Linked DNA regions of Homo sapiens: region 2 is linked to region 1. The links are chromatin loops, found by intact Hi-C in ENCODE. Cell type or tissue: lower leg skin. All regions are shown on one strand. Each heading gives the region's core, and the rest is flanking DNA. Links, peaks and the distances in the headings are about the cores only.

Region 1 (10,964 bases), core at 3,509-8,508:
CCTTGCTGTCTCCTGGCTGCAATTCAATGCCACAAGGCCCTCAGACCCCAGCACCCCACAAGGCCCTCTGACTCCAGCACTGTAGCTGGGCAGGCCCCCTGGGCTCAGCTTTCCACCCATTTGTGGACCCATGACCTCCTGGGGACCTTGGGTGCAGACGGTCCCCATGGCAGAGGTACCTGTGGGTCTGCCTGTTTCTGTGTCTTTCCCACCCACTGGGTGCCTGGTGGAAGGACCAGCTCTCCACAGGCCCCAGATCTGTTGCCACGCACACGCCCCAGGGCACATCTTTCATTTAGGTAGCTAGGGACAATAAAGTTTTATTTATTTATTTATTTATTTTTGATGGAGTCTCGCTCTGTCACCCAGGCTGGAGTGCCTGGTGCAATCTCGGCTCACTGCAAGCTCCGCCTCCTGGGTTCACGCCATTCTCCTGCCTCAGCCTCCTGAGTAGCTGGGACTACAGGCGCCTGCCACCACGCCCGGCTAATTTTTTTGTATTTTTAGTAGAGACAGTGTTTCACTGTTGGTATTTTGTTCTAAATTTTGAGGAAATTAAGATACTTACTTTTATTGGCTAAGGAATGTTGTTCGTTTTTTAAAATTGTATAACCAATTCCTGGTTAATTAAAAACTCTTATTTCTAGGTGACCCAAAATTGGAAGGATTTTACTGTGCAGCCACTGGAATATAGTTTAAAATGGAATTGTCAAACAAAGAACTGAATGGAGGAAACAAGCCAGAGAAATTAGATTGATGCTAAAATATTGCAATAAGGTTTACACAAATACGTGTCTGATTCTGTTTTCCCATTAAAATCCATTCATCCACAGCACCATAAAGGGCTCCTGTATTGACACAGAATACACCAAGACCCTGCAGGACCTCACGGCTCTTCCCGGCTTTCACCCTGAGTGGTGCAGTCTTGGCAATGCGGGTGTCATGGAAGCTCCCTCATGCCACCCACAGGGCCAACTGAAAATGGTAGTTTTTGAGATTCGGCTGAAATTAACTTGGGAGCTTGAAATCAGCTGTGTTGGGAATATTTATACTAAAAAAATTGGCAAACACTGCATATCTGGGAATTTTTCCCCCTGGAGAGCTAGATGTTAAACATTTCCCAGCACACCGCTGCCTTGAATCCCCACCAATTATGTGACTGCTACACAGCAGGTGTTTATTATTTGTTTAATATATCCATGGACAGATGGAAAGATGGATGAATGGATGAATGGATGGTTGGATAGATGGGAAGATGGATGGATGGATGGATGGATGAGTGGATGGATGAGTGGATGGATGGATGAGAAGATGATGGATGGTTGGATAGGAAGATGATGGATGGATGGATGGGAAGATGGATGGGTGGATGGATGGATGGACAGATGGAAAGATGGATGAATGGATGGATGGATGGTTGGATAGATGGGAAGATGGATGGACAGATGGAAAGATGGGTGAATGGATGGATGGATGGTTGGATAGATGGGAAGATGGATGGATGGATGGATGAGTGAATGGATGAATGGGAAGATGACGGATGGATAGATGGACAGATGGATGGATGAATGGGAAGATGGATGGGTAGGTGCATAGATGGACAAATGGAAAGATGGATGGATGGACGGATGGGTGGATGGATGGATGGATAGATAGAAAGATGGATGGGTGGATGGGTGGACGGATGGATGGATAGATGGATGGGTGGATGGATGGCTAGATGGACAGATAGATGGGTGGATGGATGGATGGATGGGAAGATGATGGATGCATGGACAGATGGATGAATGGATAGGAAGATGGATGGATGGATGGATAGATGGGAATATGATGGATGGGTGGAAACATGGATAGATGGATGGATGGGTGGATGGATGGATGGATGGGTGGGTGGGTGGCTGGGTAGATGAATGTATGGGAAGATGGATGGATGGAAACATGGCTGGATGGATGGGAAGATGATGGATGGAAACATGGATGGATGGATGGATGGGTGGATGTGAAGATGGATGGGTGGGTGGATGGATGGATGGGAAGATGATGGATGGATGGGTGGGTGGATGGATGGGTGGATGGATGGATGGATGGAAAGATAGATTGGTGGATGGATGGATGGATAGAAAGATAGATGGATGAAATAAGGATAGAGGGTGGAGCCACATTGTGGGGTGATTCTTCCATACAAGGCAGGAGTACCCCTGAAGGCCCTTGGTAAACAACTAAATTATACATCAGCCTTCCCTTTGTAGAGAGATATTTTATTTTCTTATATAACAAACTCCTAGCTTACTTGCTGGCTTTTAAAGTCTCACTGTACACCCTAGATAAATAAAATCAAGTCGTGCCTAAATTTCATAATTACAAATGAAGAATTGATAATTTGGAAATGGAGTGTTAAAGCTGAAACAATCCTTGGAGATCATCCACTCCTGCGAATTCTTGCCAGGGGTTTGCCGCTGGCCCGGCTGTGGGCAGGTGGCAGGTCCCACAGGCGCAGTTCGTGCCACCTGCGCATGGGGTGGCACACATGAACAGGCACACACGCGGGAATGAACCTGTCAAAGGCCGTCGCCGCGGCTCCAGAGAAACTGGGAGTGGGGGATGGTTTCAGGATGATTCAAGCACATCGAATCACTCTGCAGGCCCGGGGGTCACAGGCTTGGCAGCTGCGGCTCTGCTGTCCCGAGCCACTCATGGTGAGCTGCCTCCCTACGAATTCCAGCCGCTGTCGCGCCCTTGAGTTCTGTGTCCTGTGACCACCTTGCCAGGCCACTTGGTGAACACGCCTTCCTCTCTGTCTTTAAAACACCAGACGATGCAGTTTCAAGGAAAACTAAAATTCCTGTTTGGACAGAAGAAGAAGGCGCCGTCAGGAGCCATGCTCCCGCCGCGGCTGTCGCTGTTCTGCATTGCGGCACCCGTTCTCCTCCCCTCCGCAGCGGAGATGAAAATGAGGAGCGCGCTCCTGAGGGCAAAACCCAGAGCAGACACCGCAGCCACCGCGGATGCAAAGTGAGTAAGACTCGCCCTTCACAGCCACATGGTGCCTGCTGGCGGCCCCCACAAAACACCTCCACACTCAGTGTTTTCTGTGTCTTCTTTCTTCATTTCCAGCCAGTAATAAGTCAGTTTCGTGTCGTAAAAGTCATTACACAACATAGGCAGCAGCGATTAGATGAAACAATGTTTTTCAAACTCGTATTTGCAAACTGGCACCAAACGTTGCCTGTATCGATTCATTCCTAAATCATCCTGTTACAGAACCAGTTTCAGAATAAGTGTCCTGACCCCGTGTCCTCAAGAAAATGCGGAGCTGGCTGTGGCCCCTGCCTTTCTCCATCTCTTGGCTGCCCGCCCTTCACACCGTCTGTCTATGGACAAGTGGAGGTAGTTCCCGGCTGCAGGACATGCCGGAGAGATGCGTCCCTGGTGGGCAGATGGAGGGTGAACGGCACAGCTGCCCCTCCAGCTGGTCCTCGTCCCTGGCCAACCCAGGCCTACCCACAGCTCCCTCAGCCTTTCAGAAGTAGAAAACACCCTGTTGGTCCCCGAGCTTGTTGGTACTAGGGACCAGTTTGGTGGAAGACAATTTTTCCACAGACTGGGAGTGGGGGGATGGTTTCAGGATGATTCAAGCACATTACGTTTACTCACTATGCATTTCATTTCTGTTTTATTACATTGTAATATATAATGAAATAATTATACAACTTGGCATAATGTAGAACCAGTGGTAGCTCTGAGCTTGTTTTCCTGTAACTAGGCGGCCCCATGGCGGGGGTGGGGGTGATGGGAGACAGTGACAGATCATCAGGCATTAGATTCTCATGAGCTCGAACCTAGGGCTCTCCCTCACATGCACAGTTCACAACAGGGTTCACAGTCCTGTGAGAATCATGCCCCAGCTGAGCTGACAGGCAGTGGAGCTCTGGCGGTCACGCGAGCAGTGGGGAGTGGCTGTAAATATAGATGAAGCTTCACTCGCTTGCGCAGGGCCCACCTCCTGCCATGCAGCTTGGCTCCTAGAGGCCATGGACGGGTACCAATCTGTGGCTGGGGGCTGGGGACCCCTGCCCTTGGGGATTCGTGTCTATAGTTTCCTAGAATGTGTTAAGTCTGCCTTGCGTGCTGGGAGAGATGCAAATGCTGTGCCTATAGAAACTGTGTTCCACCTGCTGGGAACACACCAGTGAGGTAGGGCCGGGGCTGCCAGGATGCCAGAGATCCAACTTCCTCTCAGAGAATCGTGCAGGAGTGAGGTAGGGCTGGGCCGCCAGGATGCCAGAGATCCAACTTCCTCTCAGAGAATCTTGCAGGAGTGAGGTAGGGCCGGGGCCGCCAGGATGCCGGAGATCCAACTTCCTCTCAGAGAATCGTGCAGGACCCCTTCCCCGGCCACCTGGGCGAGTTGCCGCTCCTGCCACTTCCTCCTGGGACAGCCTGATGGGGCGGGGCTGAGCGCAGGGCAGAGGGGTGGTCTGGGCCGGCCCTGCCCCTGCCCCCTGGCCCTCAGCCCCCGGGTCCTTGGCTGTCGGTGAGGTGCTCCTGCTCTGTGACTCCGAGACCCACCCGACTTGTCCTCGGCCCCTCGGCGCTGCAGGCCCAGGCCCTGGTAACCAAGTGCAGCTCAGCCTTGCCGCGCGATCCTGCAGCCGCCACTGGGCAGCCCGCTTTGTTCGTGGCCTCCCCACTCTGTGGGTAGCAAATACTGAGTGGGAAAGGAATCTTAGCAGGCGTCGAATTCAGCTCCCCAGCCAGCCCAGTGGGAATCTCTGGCATAGCGCCCAGGAGTGATTGGCTGAGGCTGCACAAACCCCACACGGAAAACATTGCTGGGTTCAGACAGAACCTTGAGAGCAGATTCTTCGTGGTGTGACTCGAATCTCACTGCCTGGGGTTGCCACGGCCCTGTGTTGGCTGAGCGCTCTCTGCTCTGTTTGCCTTGCCCCGGGTTACGGTTTCCAGATATGTCCTGATTCCGATGCTCCTCCTCTGTGCATGGACAGCCCCGGGGATGTTCACAGCAGATGGAGCTGTGCAGACCGGAGCAGACGTCCCCGCCCTGTTCTGGGCGCTGCCTTTACTGCTGTACCTGCTGTGGCAGGCGCGTTGGGGTGATCTTAAGTTGCAGTCACGTGTGTTGCCTTGTGGTCCGACTTTGAATTCTAGCTGCATTCCTTAACTTCCATTAGTATTCAATTTCATTTTTTAGATGCGGTCTTGACTGACCTTGTCAGAGTCCAGGCTCCCGAACTAGTTTGAGATCTGGGACTCAGCAGCACCCGGCACGCTGCCGTCCCTCCTGTTCTTTGGCGCCTTTGACGGGCAGCACATCTTCTGTATTCACACCCGTGCCCTCCGTGGGAGCACCAGGACCCGCCACTGAGCCCCCTCTGGGAGGACCCCGTCACACGCCTGCTGGCTTCCCGATGCAGAGGATACGGCCGAGGGCCCTTTCGCCCCAGGGGACCTGCAAAGGAGGACCTTGGAGGCTCTGGGACGCCCTGCTCAGTGTCCAGGGTTGACTGTGAAGGGCTTCTGTCTGCAGGCCCCAAGGCCACCTTGCCGGCACTCACGGTGGTCTCTGTTGTGGGCGTGAGTTCCATCCTCACCTTTGACCTCTTTCAGATAACCGTTTAGACAGCTCTACAGTCTGACAGCAGCAGCGGTTATTTGAAGGTTTTCATGCTGTGTTGGTTTCCACGTTCGTTACTCATTTCTGCTTATGAGCAGCTTCTGCCTGGGCCCTGCTAGCCCCACCTCACTGCTGCTGTCTGAGGGTGGACAGAGGGCAGCTCCAGGGACGGCCAGGACACGGGTCAGCCTGCTGAGGCCCACACATCTCTGGAAGGTTTTAAATTAAATGTATGTACCTTATTTTAAAGGATGGAAATGTAGAGTGCAAGGGAGGAACATAGAATTCTAAAGGGAAAAGAAGTAAATGCTACATAGGTGCACAGAAAAGGACCTGGGGTCTCTGCAGGGCTCGGGCCCAGGTCTTCCGGCACCTACAGGGACCACGCAAACCCTGGAACACTGTCCTCCGCTTACCGTCACCGTGGAGTTTCCACTGCACATGGCAAGCCCGGTCTTCCCTGGGAGTTCCCAACCCTAGAAGCAGAGGGGACGCAGCCCCCTGGTGTCAGAGCAGGGCAGGGCAGGCCTGGCCCTGTGTGCGCACAGCCCTGTCCCGGCCCTGGGGTGGAGCGTAGGTGTGGGATCACAAGCTCAGGTGTGGGGCCGAAGGTCACAGCGCTCCTCCTGCGGCCTGGACGAGACCCCCTGTGGGGCTGTGAGGGTGGGGTGGAGCCCAAGGCACATAAAGCTGGCACACAACTTCAGCTCAACAAACATGTTATTCAAACTCAGAAGGGGGAAGAAAACTTGCCAAACCAAGAATACTGACTCCCATGAGCCGAAGGCTTTTGGAATTCTCCCCACCCTGCTCTGAGCTGGATTCAGAAGCCGGCTTTCAGGATACACCTTGTGGTCCACCAGTCCTGAGCCGCAGGACTGTGGTCCAGGGCACCACAGTGGTGCAAGATGCAAGGTGCATTCTGCAGAATCAGAGCCCTGAGGCAGTGGCAGCAGCCTCCAGCGGCCCCCAACAGCAGCCCCCATGGCCCCCAGCAGCGGCCCCTAGCAGCCCCCAACAGCCCCCCAGTCTTCCACAGCTTTTCCCACAGGGGTTTTGTGACATGATCTTGATCTGCCTCTTCCTGAAGCCCATTCTGTGAATTCCTCTGCTCGCCATAATTCACTGGGACCCCCATGTCAACACACCCTGTGCTTTGCAGCCATTCATGGACATAGATGGGGCATTGTGAGTCTTGTGTTAGTCATGGGCCTCCTGGAGGTGCCCAGAGGACAGAGAGGAGGGCAGCACCGGAGCTGTGGCTGTGGGGCCAGTCAGATGGGTTTGAACTCAACTCTGGGACCTGCTGGTGGGGCAGCGCTACTTACTGTTTCTCTTTTGAAAAGCAAAAGAAAATAGAATCTACCAGGGTGAGTTGTTGGGATTTAAGATTCAGATCAGTGTGATGCGTGTGTGGGTACACACACATGTCCCGTGTGAGTTGGTCTCCAACTCACCTCAGTGTTCACTTCCTGGAACATAACTACCTGGAGTCATGAGAATGGACCGTATTTTCTTTCTGGCCTTCCAGGAAAAAAATATAAGCTCTAAAAATCATCCTATGATTTTATCCTTCTACTTTCTGAAGCAAATTCATTAGCCCTTCATTGGCCTGAAAAGTGACGTGACAATATTTTCAGTAAACCTGTAACTGAGAAAATAACTTTCCACACTATAAAGAATTAAACAAGAGTGAACTATTGTTTCTGTCTTCACTGCTCAGGTGTGACAGCAATACCTGTCATTATTAATTTCTACCATCAAAACATGTTTCATCCACATGTCATCTTGTTCATCCGTCACATGTCACATGTTCATCTGTGTTCTTCACAGAGTAAAAGCCACCACCAGTCTGTGCGAATCGGAACTGCATGGAAAACCCAATTACTCAGCAGGTACTTAGAACATTTCTTATCTGATCTTTTCCACATGGGTAAAATGTGTTTCTGCCCTTGGAGAGCTTCCCCGCCCAGTGGAGATGTTGGCGTATTCCATGGAAAAGCCATTTTGCAGAGACTTGGTGTCTGTCCTGCTGTGGACAAGTGCCGTTCCTGGGCTCTGGTCTGTGCATTTCTGAGGAGCCGATGGGTCCTGCCTTGCTGAGAACAAGCAACCGTCTTCCAGGAGCTCCTCAGCTCGCACCGTGACGGCTTCCCCCCCCTCTAAACCCCAACAGGAAGGAGCAGCAGAGAGAGCGGCGTTTTGGTGCTCAGGGAACAGACTGACGCTGGCCGATGGGCACAGGTTCCCGCCAGGGCCCCATGCCTGTGCCTCCGGGGTGGCCCTGACCTTGTCCTTGACCCCAAGGGGGGCTCAGGGTAAGTGGTGCCAGGCAGCCTCCCCCAGCCCTGGCAGCTCCCTAAGTCACCGTGGAGGCCAAAGAGCGGGTGGGGGAGTGATTAAGAAGAAAAATAAAAAAGACGACAGCAGCCTTGGCCACCACACGAGCCACAGCTAACCTTACTCTCTGTGGAGCTGTCCACACAGCTTCCCGGACTGGAAGTCACGTGTGTCGCTGGGGACTGACCCCGGGAAGCAGTGGTCCAGGGATGTTGGGAGCGAGGATGCCCCGTGGGCTCTGGGACCCGCCCTCACCTGTCACTCGGACCCTGGGTCACCCGGCTCCAACCTCATCTTGCCTTTGCTCAGAGCCCTCTCTCCCCCCTCTCCCTCCCCAGGGCCTGCCTGCCACCCAGGTGGGCCTCCTCCCCTTTCCTGACCAGCCCAGCTGTGCCCCACAGGCCCCTCCCCACTCTCCAGGTCACCATCTCACAGTCATGCAGTGCCAGTCCCAAGGCACGTGGTGTCCTGTTGGTCAGCAGCAGAGCTTGGCCACAGAAACTGCTGGACATGGTGTTTTCTGCTTTGCAGTTCCCTGGGACCATTTGCACCGCCCTTCCCCACCCCTAACGCTAGTGACTGGTGTGGCTGACACTGGACAGCTGGCATAGGCCTCACAGAGACATCTCCCTGAAGCCTGCACCCTCGCCCCACCCTGGGCCTTCCTCACTCGCCCCAGGCACGCAGTGGGGGTGGGGTGCTGGCACAGCCTCCTGGGCTGCTGGGGGGGTTAGAAGGCACAGCGCAGTGAGGGGTCGGTGTAGCAGCCTTGGCAGATTTAGCATCGTCCTGATTTCGTAGCCTCCCTTAGAGACCCCCACCCAGGGCAGCCAGACCTGGTGTCTTCAGCTGCTGTCAAATGGGCCCCGTCTTTTCTCTGCAGGGACAGGGAGGAGGAGCAGCACAGGATGCTGAGCAGGGCCTCTGGAGTGACAGGGCGGAGGGAGACTCCAGGACCCACAAAGCCCCTGCCCTGGACAGCGGGAAAGCACAGTGAGGATGGTGCCAGGCCGAGGCTGCAGCCCAGCAAGAATGACCCGCCCTCCCTGCGCCCCATGCCCCGCGGCTCCTGCCTGCCCTGCCCGTGTGTCCAGGGCACTTTCAGGAACTCGCCCATCTCTCACCCGCCGAGCCCGTCCCCCAGTGCCTACTCCAGCCGGACCAGCAGACCCATGCGGGATGTCGGTGAGGACCAGGTGCACCCTCCCCTCTGCCACTTTCCCCAGAGGAGCCTGCAGCACCAGCTCCCTCAGCCTGGAGCTCAGCGTTTTGCCACGAGGGGCTATCCCATGGAGGACATGAAGCTGCAAGGTGTACCGATGCCTCCGGGGGACCTGTGTGGTCCGACGCTGCTGCTAGATGTGTCCATCAAGATGGAGAAGGACTCTGGGTGTGAGGGTGCTGCAGACGGCTGTGTGCCCAGCCAGGTGTGGCTGGGGGCCAGTGACAGGAGCCACCCAGCCACCTTCCCTACCAGGATGCACCTGAAAACAGAGCCAGACTCTCGGCAACAGGTGTACATCTCGCACCTGGGGCACGGCGTGCGGGGGGCTCAGCCCCATGGGAGGGCCACTGCTGGGCGCAGCAGGGAGCTGACCCCTTTCCACCCTGCACACTGTGCCTGCCTGGAGCCCACAGACGGCCTTCCCCAGTCGGAGCCTCCCCACCAGCTCTGTGCACGGGGCCGAGGTGAACAGTCCTGCACCTGCAGAGCTGCTGAGGCCGCCCCTGTGGTCAAGCGGGAGCCCTTGGACTCACCCCAGTGGGCTACTCACAGCCAGGGAATGGTGCCCGGGATGTTGCCCAAAAGTGCCTTGGCCACGCTGGTCCCGCCCCAAGCTTCGGGGTGCACATTCCTGCCATAGCGCAGTGACCACCATCCAAGCTCAGATCTGTGTGTCTACGCTCAGATGCGTCGGTGGCTGGGCTGCCCTGCTCCTGGTCAGGCCGGAGCCCGTCCTAAGACACACGCTTTGCAGAGCTGTGCATGCGCAGTCTGCTAGTGTGTGTGTGCAGCATACGCAGGAGCCTATCCTGAATTTTGTAAAATATCCCAACAGTTCTTAAATGAAAACTGGCCTTAAGTCTATTCAAGCATGACAGCATTTCTCTTTGAGGAATTAAAATCTTTAGGAAAGTGATCATGGCTGGACAGCTTCATGCCCCAGAGGCAGCGAGCACCCGTCCCATGGCTGCCAAGTCCACAGTCGGGGATGAAGCAGTCGGGTGATGCTCCCAAGTCCGCAGTCGGGGATGAAGCGGTCGGGTGATGCTCCCAAGTCCGCAGTCGGGGATGAAGCGGTCGGGTGACACACCTAGCTCAGCCCTCCCAGGCCACCTGCAGCTCCCAGCCTGTGCTGTGCAGGCAGGGTCAGCCCATCGCCACAGTGCACTGTAGAGGCCAGCACACGGCAAATTAGAAATACAACACGCGGAGAAAGGGGTCCGTGAGCCCACTCATAGAGGAATCTAGAACGTTCCAGGCAGCAGAGGCTGGCAGCGTGGGTCCCACACTGCCCCACACCGTGCGGCAGGTGCTCCATGGCGCCATGACAGAGTCTGAGGCCAGACCTGGACTGGAATTGACAGCATAACCCCTGTTCCTTCTGGACATCTCCCGAGTTCTCAGTGGGTCTCTGCGGACGGTTCTTCCTAATCTGCCTCTTGGTACATCACGTAATACAGAGTTCACAGACTCCGGGTTTGGAAGTACAGAGAAACACACAACGTAGAGAGAAGACACAGGAAACTGCGCTGCCTGTGGGGGTTTCTCTCTGGCTGGCTGTACAGTTCACTCAAATGAGGGTTCCCATTGCCATCCTAGGAGAATAATTAGGGACAAGACAGACAAGTATTAATAGCATTAAAACAGTTGTAAAGGCGATATTTTCTGAGAGTAGGAAATTTGGATACAAAAGCATAAGTCAGAAAGTGAAGGTCACCAATCCACCAACCCGAGAACCTACAGCTGATGGTGCATTTCAGGCTT
Region 2 (5,000 bases), core at 1-5,000, 470 kb after region 1:
TCTGTCACAGCTGAATTCCATGGGCTTTGGGACAGCTTGGTATACGATGTGGAAGTCAAATCCCATGTAAGTTGCTGTGCCTTTTCCCAGAATGCCCTGTTATTTGAAGAGGAACCATTACTGTTTTGCTCTCCAACACCCCTGAGCAACTTGATGCAGATGGGTTTTTGGGAGCCCCTGTCTGCTGGCAGCCCTTGTCCTGGACATCTATCCTCTAGTATTGCTCCAGAGTAGAGCTGGTCTCTGAGGAGCTCCCTGAGGGAGAAGAGGGAAAGGGAGAACGTGAAGGCAACTTAGAGAATTAAACCCTCTGGAGATGGGAGGAGGGAAGGTGAGCAAGCCTGGTCCGCACAAAGGAAAGGCCGGTGTGTCTTAACCCCTGCACCCTCTTCAACGGGAAGGGTCTTTCCCATGCCAGCAGCTGGCTAGAAGACTATCACTCAGCTGTCCTCTGCATTGATAGTCTGAGACTATCACTCAGACTGCTCCTCTGCATTGTGGCTGTTGTTATTTTGCGAATAATAACTGCTGTATCATTCTAGGGAAGGAGCTTACTCATTACTTGATAAACAAACCCCTTAGTGGTTTTGTTTAATGTTGGCACTTTAAATAAAAGTGATCATTTTGTTGCTCTTCTTATATTTATAATAGTAATAGCCAGTGTTTTTCCTTTTCCCTTTTGGAAGCACCTTCTCTTCTGAAATGAAAGCGTTTGGAGGTGATGATCTCTTAGGAGGCGGCCTCGCTCCCTGTGCTCCCTCTTCTCATGTAGGATTAAGCCCTGGGGGAGGGCACATTTCTTGGGGACCTTTGCCTTGTTGGTATCTTTGTCAAGCTCTTTTCTTTTTCTCTATCAGCTCCTCGATTATGTGATGACAACTTTACTGTTTTCAGACAAGAACGTCAACAGCAACCTCATCACCTGGAACCGGGTGGTGCTGCTCCACGGTAAATTATGCAGGCTTTTATTTGACCAGATAAGTGGCATGAAATTTAGCCTTTACTTGTACCTTCGTCCTTCTGCAAGGAGTTACGGCTCTTTGTTTTCTGAAGGAGCCACAGCTGTCCTAGAATGTCCCCTCTCTGTGAAGCAGATCCAGCTCATGACACTTGGGACATTTTTTGTTTGTTTGTTTGTTTTTGTTTTTGAGACAGAGTCTCGCTGTCGACCAGGCTGGAGTGCAGTGGCCCGATCTCGGCTCACTGCAACCTCCACTTCCTGGGTTCCTCCCAGGTTCCAGCAACTCTCCTACCTCAGCCTCCCGAGTAGCTGGGATTACAGGCATGCGCCACCACACCCAGCTAAGTTTTGTATTTTTAGTAGAGACGGGGTTTCACCACGTTGACCAGGCTGGTCTCAAACTCCTGACCTCAGGTGATCCGCCCGCCTCAGCCTCCCAAAGTGCTGGGATTACAGGCTTGAGCCACCGCGCGCGGCCCCTGGGGCATTGATTACTCGGCACTTAATCAAGTCTTCCTGTGGGGGGCCACATTCCAAGACATCCTCAGATGCCCCAAACGTGGATAATACTAAACCTTATGTAGACTATTTTTTCCTACAGACATTCCTATGATAAAGCTTAACTTATAAATTAGGCTTGTAGTACTCAGAGCTTTACTTTGTGAGGAGTAAACTGAAAAAGCCATATTTTAAAGAAATTCTGTCTGGTTCTTCTCAGGAGAAAATACTGATGGTTTGTTGTTTGGTTTTGTTTTGTTTTGTTGTCAATATCACCGGGTAGAATGGGGACACGGGAATTGAGTGGACTCGAGAGTATGAAACTGTAGCCAAGTGTTAAATAGAAGCTTGAAGGGTACTTGGCTTCTTTAAGTCAGTTAAGATTGCGTGACAAAGTGACCTTAAAACACAATGTTCTTTTAAAGAGCAGACAGGCCCCGCATACTGCCCTCATAGCACAGTCAGAGTAAGCAGCAGGTGTTTTAATTAGTGAAATAAGTTGTTTCTGTTTGGAACCAGTTACGTATTTCCTCTTTAATTCTTGAAAATACCTGCAGAAAATTAGAGTTGTATGTCTCCATTTTCTGTTAGATGCTTTCCTTTTTCCATATTGGTCACCTCGCAGCTTCTGTGAGGCATCTTTTGTAGGGTCCAGCCCCACAGGGTTGGTGAGTTTTCTCCCCATGTGCAAAGACGAGAGAGTGTAGAAATAAAGACACAAGACAAAGAGATAAAAGACAGCTGGGCCTGGGGGACCACTACCACCAAGACGCGGAGACCGGTAGTGGCCCCGAATGCCAGGCTGCGCTGATATATATTGGATACAAGACAAAGGGGCAGGGTAAGGAGTGTGAGCCATCTCCACTGATAGGTAAGGTCACGTGGGTCACGTGTCCACTGGACAGGGGACCCTTCCCTGCCTGGCAGCTGAGGCAGAGAGAGAGAAGAGAAACAGAGAGACGGCTTACACCATTATTTCTGCATATCAGAGACTTTTAGTACTTTCACTAATTTGCTACTGCTAGCTAAAAGGCAGAGCCAGGTGTACAGGATGGAACATGAAGGCGGACTAGGAGCATGACCACTGAAGCACAGCATCACAGGGAGACAGGCCTCTGGATGACTGCGGGCGGGTCTGACTAATGTCAGGCCCTCCACAAGAGGTGGAGGGGTAGAGTCTTCTCTAAACTCCCCGGGGGAAAGGGAGACTCCCTTTCCCGGTCTGCTAAGTAGCAGGTGTTTTTCCTTGACACTGACGCTACCATTAGACCACGGTCAGCTTGGCAGCGGGCTTCTTCCCAGACGCTGGCATTACTGCTAGACCAAGGAGCCCTCTGGTGGCCCTGTCCAGGCATAACAGAAGGCTCGCACTCTTGTCTTCTAGTCACTTCTCACTATGTCCCCTCAGCTCCTATCTCTGTATGGCCTGGTTTTTCCTAGGTTATGATTGTAGAGCAAGGATTATTATAATATTGGAATAAAGAGTAATTGCTACAAATTAATGATTAATATTCATATATAATCATATCTAAGATCTATATCTAGTATAATTATTCTTATTTTATTTATTTTATTATACTGGAACAGCTCGTGCCCTCGGTCTCTTGCCTCGGCACCTGGGTGGCTTGCCGCCCACATCATGCTAGGGGACGCTTGGCAGGCAGGCGTGCAAGAAGAGTGCTGGCCTCTGCCTCTTCTAGTATGGGGTATGAGCCCACTGAGAATTGTCTTAGGAAAGAGGGTGGTTCTGGGGGCAACAGGAATAACACATGACCCCTCCACCTCCATTTATCAAGAAAGGTGTGTTTGATCTCTGAAAGGTGCCTTGATGAGTGGATTTCATAAAGGAAGAGTGGGGACAAGGACAGGTGTCAGCAAAGATGTAGGCTAGAAAATGCAATGTTCATTCCCGACGCTAAGTGAGACTGTAGGCCGAGAAGCTGGGAGCAGTGCTGGGGGTGGGGAGGCGATGGAGGCTGAGACCAGAAATACGAAGTTGAGTACAAATAAGAAAGAGGGGGAGACGTAAGTGTATTGGTAATATTTCATAGCATTTAAGTTTCTAAGCAGACTTCATTGTAGTAATAACATTAATAGCTTTTAACTGTATTCCTTATATTTTATGGATAATGGAAGTTACTGTTGTTTTAAGAAATTTGTTGTAGCACTGACTTAAAAATATATTTGCTTGGATCTTTGTCACAGGTCCTCCTGGCACTGGAAAAACATCCCTGTGTAAAGCGTTAGCCCAGAAATTGACAATTAGACTTTCAAGCAGGTAACTTTCGGTAATCTGTGAGAGGAGAGCCATGGGAATGGGATTTATAACGGGAGGTTGTTTTTTTTTTTTTCTAAATCATTTTACGCAAATAATAGATTCCTCTCCACTGTAAGTCACTTGATTCCTCTGTATTCAGCATAGTTTTGAGTTATGATTTCAGTCTTTTAAGATTTGAGACTTACTTGATTGCCAGCACATGATCTCTGCTGGTGAATTGCACTTCAGAAGACTATACTTTCTCCCCTTGCTGGATGCAGTGTTCGTCTCTAATTACGGATTTGTCTTTTCCTCTTGAGTTCTGTCTGTTTGGGGCTTATGGTTTTCATCACATTTGGAAAATACCTGGTCATTGTTTCCTCACTGAATTTCCTTGACCCTCCCCTTTATCTGGGACTCTGTCTGCTTTCATGTTAGACTGTTTGATGTTGTTCCACAGGCCACTCCTGTGCTTTTTCATTTTTTTTTTCAGTTCTTTAGAAATATGTTTTATTCGAAAGTTTCTATTGCCGTATTTTAAGTTGACTGATTTTCTACATCGTCTAATCTGCTTTTAATTCCATTCAGTGAAGTTGTTATGTCTGATAGTGTATTTTTCTGCTCTGTTCTATTTGATTCTTTTTATACTGTTTTTTCATTATGTTCTCGTTCACGTCTTGAACAACCCCATAATAGCTGTTTTAATGTTCTGTCTGCTAATTCCATCATGATTGTCATTTCTGATTGTGTTTCTATTGACTGGTTTTTCTTCTGGTTAGGGGTCACATGGTTTTGCTTTGTTAGCATGTTAGGTAGTGTTTGATTAGCTGCTGAACATTGTGATCTGAAGTGTGTGGATTGTGTGTTCCTTTAGTGAGTGTTAGATTTTGTTCCGTTAGGCATTTCCATTACTTGTGATTTGGTGTGATCCTTTGAGGTTTGGTTTTTTTAAGCTTTGACTGGGAGGGGTTTAGGTTTGGTCTTAACACTCAATTGTGGTCCTCTGGGGTCTCCACTGAGTGTGCTGAAGGATCCGTGGGCACTCTCCACTCTGGCGGTCGGAGTATGCACTCCTCTCAGCCTGTGTGAGGTCCAGGAGCCCTTCAGCTCACAGACCACGGGCGCCCTTTACATAGCTGCAGGGAATGTCCCCTGCTCACACACACCTGAGTATTCATCCAGGACATCGGGGGCGCCATGAGGATCCTGGGCACTCCTTCTGAGGTATTTCTTCATATTTCCTTCCCCTCTGGAATTCTGTTCTGCAGCCTTCAGTCACTTCAG

The links. A loop is a pair of places that touch in the nucleus more often than their neighbours do. Peaks named below come from ENCODE experiments on the same cell type or tissue, not always from the same donor. Only the 100,000 strongest peaks of a DNase experiment are listed, where the experiment ranks them.
Region 2: a loop joins it to region 1, with 4 times the contacts of the local background. A loop is called at or near these places in 29 of 110 quality-filtered maps.

The regions. Positions count from the first base shown.
Region 1 is chr5:424,995-435,958 of GRCh38, forward strand. AHRR (aryl hydrocarbon receptor repressor) reads left to right here. Exons shown (of 11, transcript NM_001377236.1): 8 at 2,813-3,012; 9 at 7,469-7,530; 10 at 7,812-7,953; 11 at 8,859-10,964. The coding sequence ends at 9,840. PDCD6-AHRR (PDCD6-AHRR readthrough (NMD candidate)) reads left to right here. Exons shown (of 13, transcript NR_165163.2): 10 at 2,813-3,012; 11 at 7,469-7,530; 12 at 7,812-7,953; 13 at 8,859-10,964. Among named protein-coding and RNA genes, the nearest start is that of EXOC3-AS1, 13 kb to the right of the region's middle. RefSeq lists enhancers at 1-316, 5,864-6,143, 6,284-6,403. In lower leg skin, for the core only: no CTCF peak of the experiment used is centred there; DNase peaks (open chromatin) are centred at 4,567, 4,667, 5,347, 6,157 and 2 weaker places.
Region 2 is chr5:900,484-905,483 of GRCh38, forward strand. TRIP13 (thyroid hormone receptor interactor 13) reads left to right here. Exons shown (of 13, transcript NM_004237.4): 4 at 11-66; 5 at 858-948; 6 at 3,665-3,737. Among named protein-coding and RNA genes, the nearest start is that of TRIP13, 10 kb to the left of the region's middle. RefSeq lists a silencer at 2,611-2,905. In lower leg skin, for the core only: a CTCF peak has its summit at 2,763 (motif pointing left); a DNase peak (open chromatin) is centred at 2,778.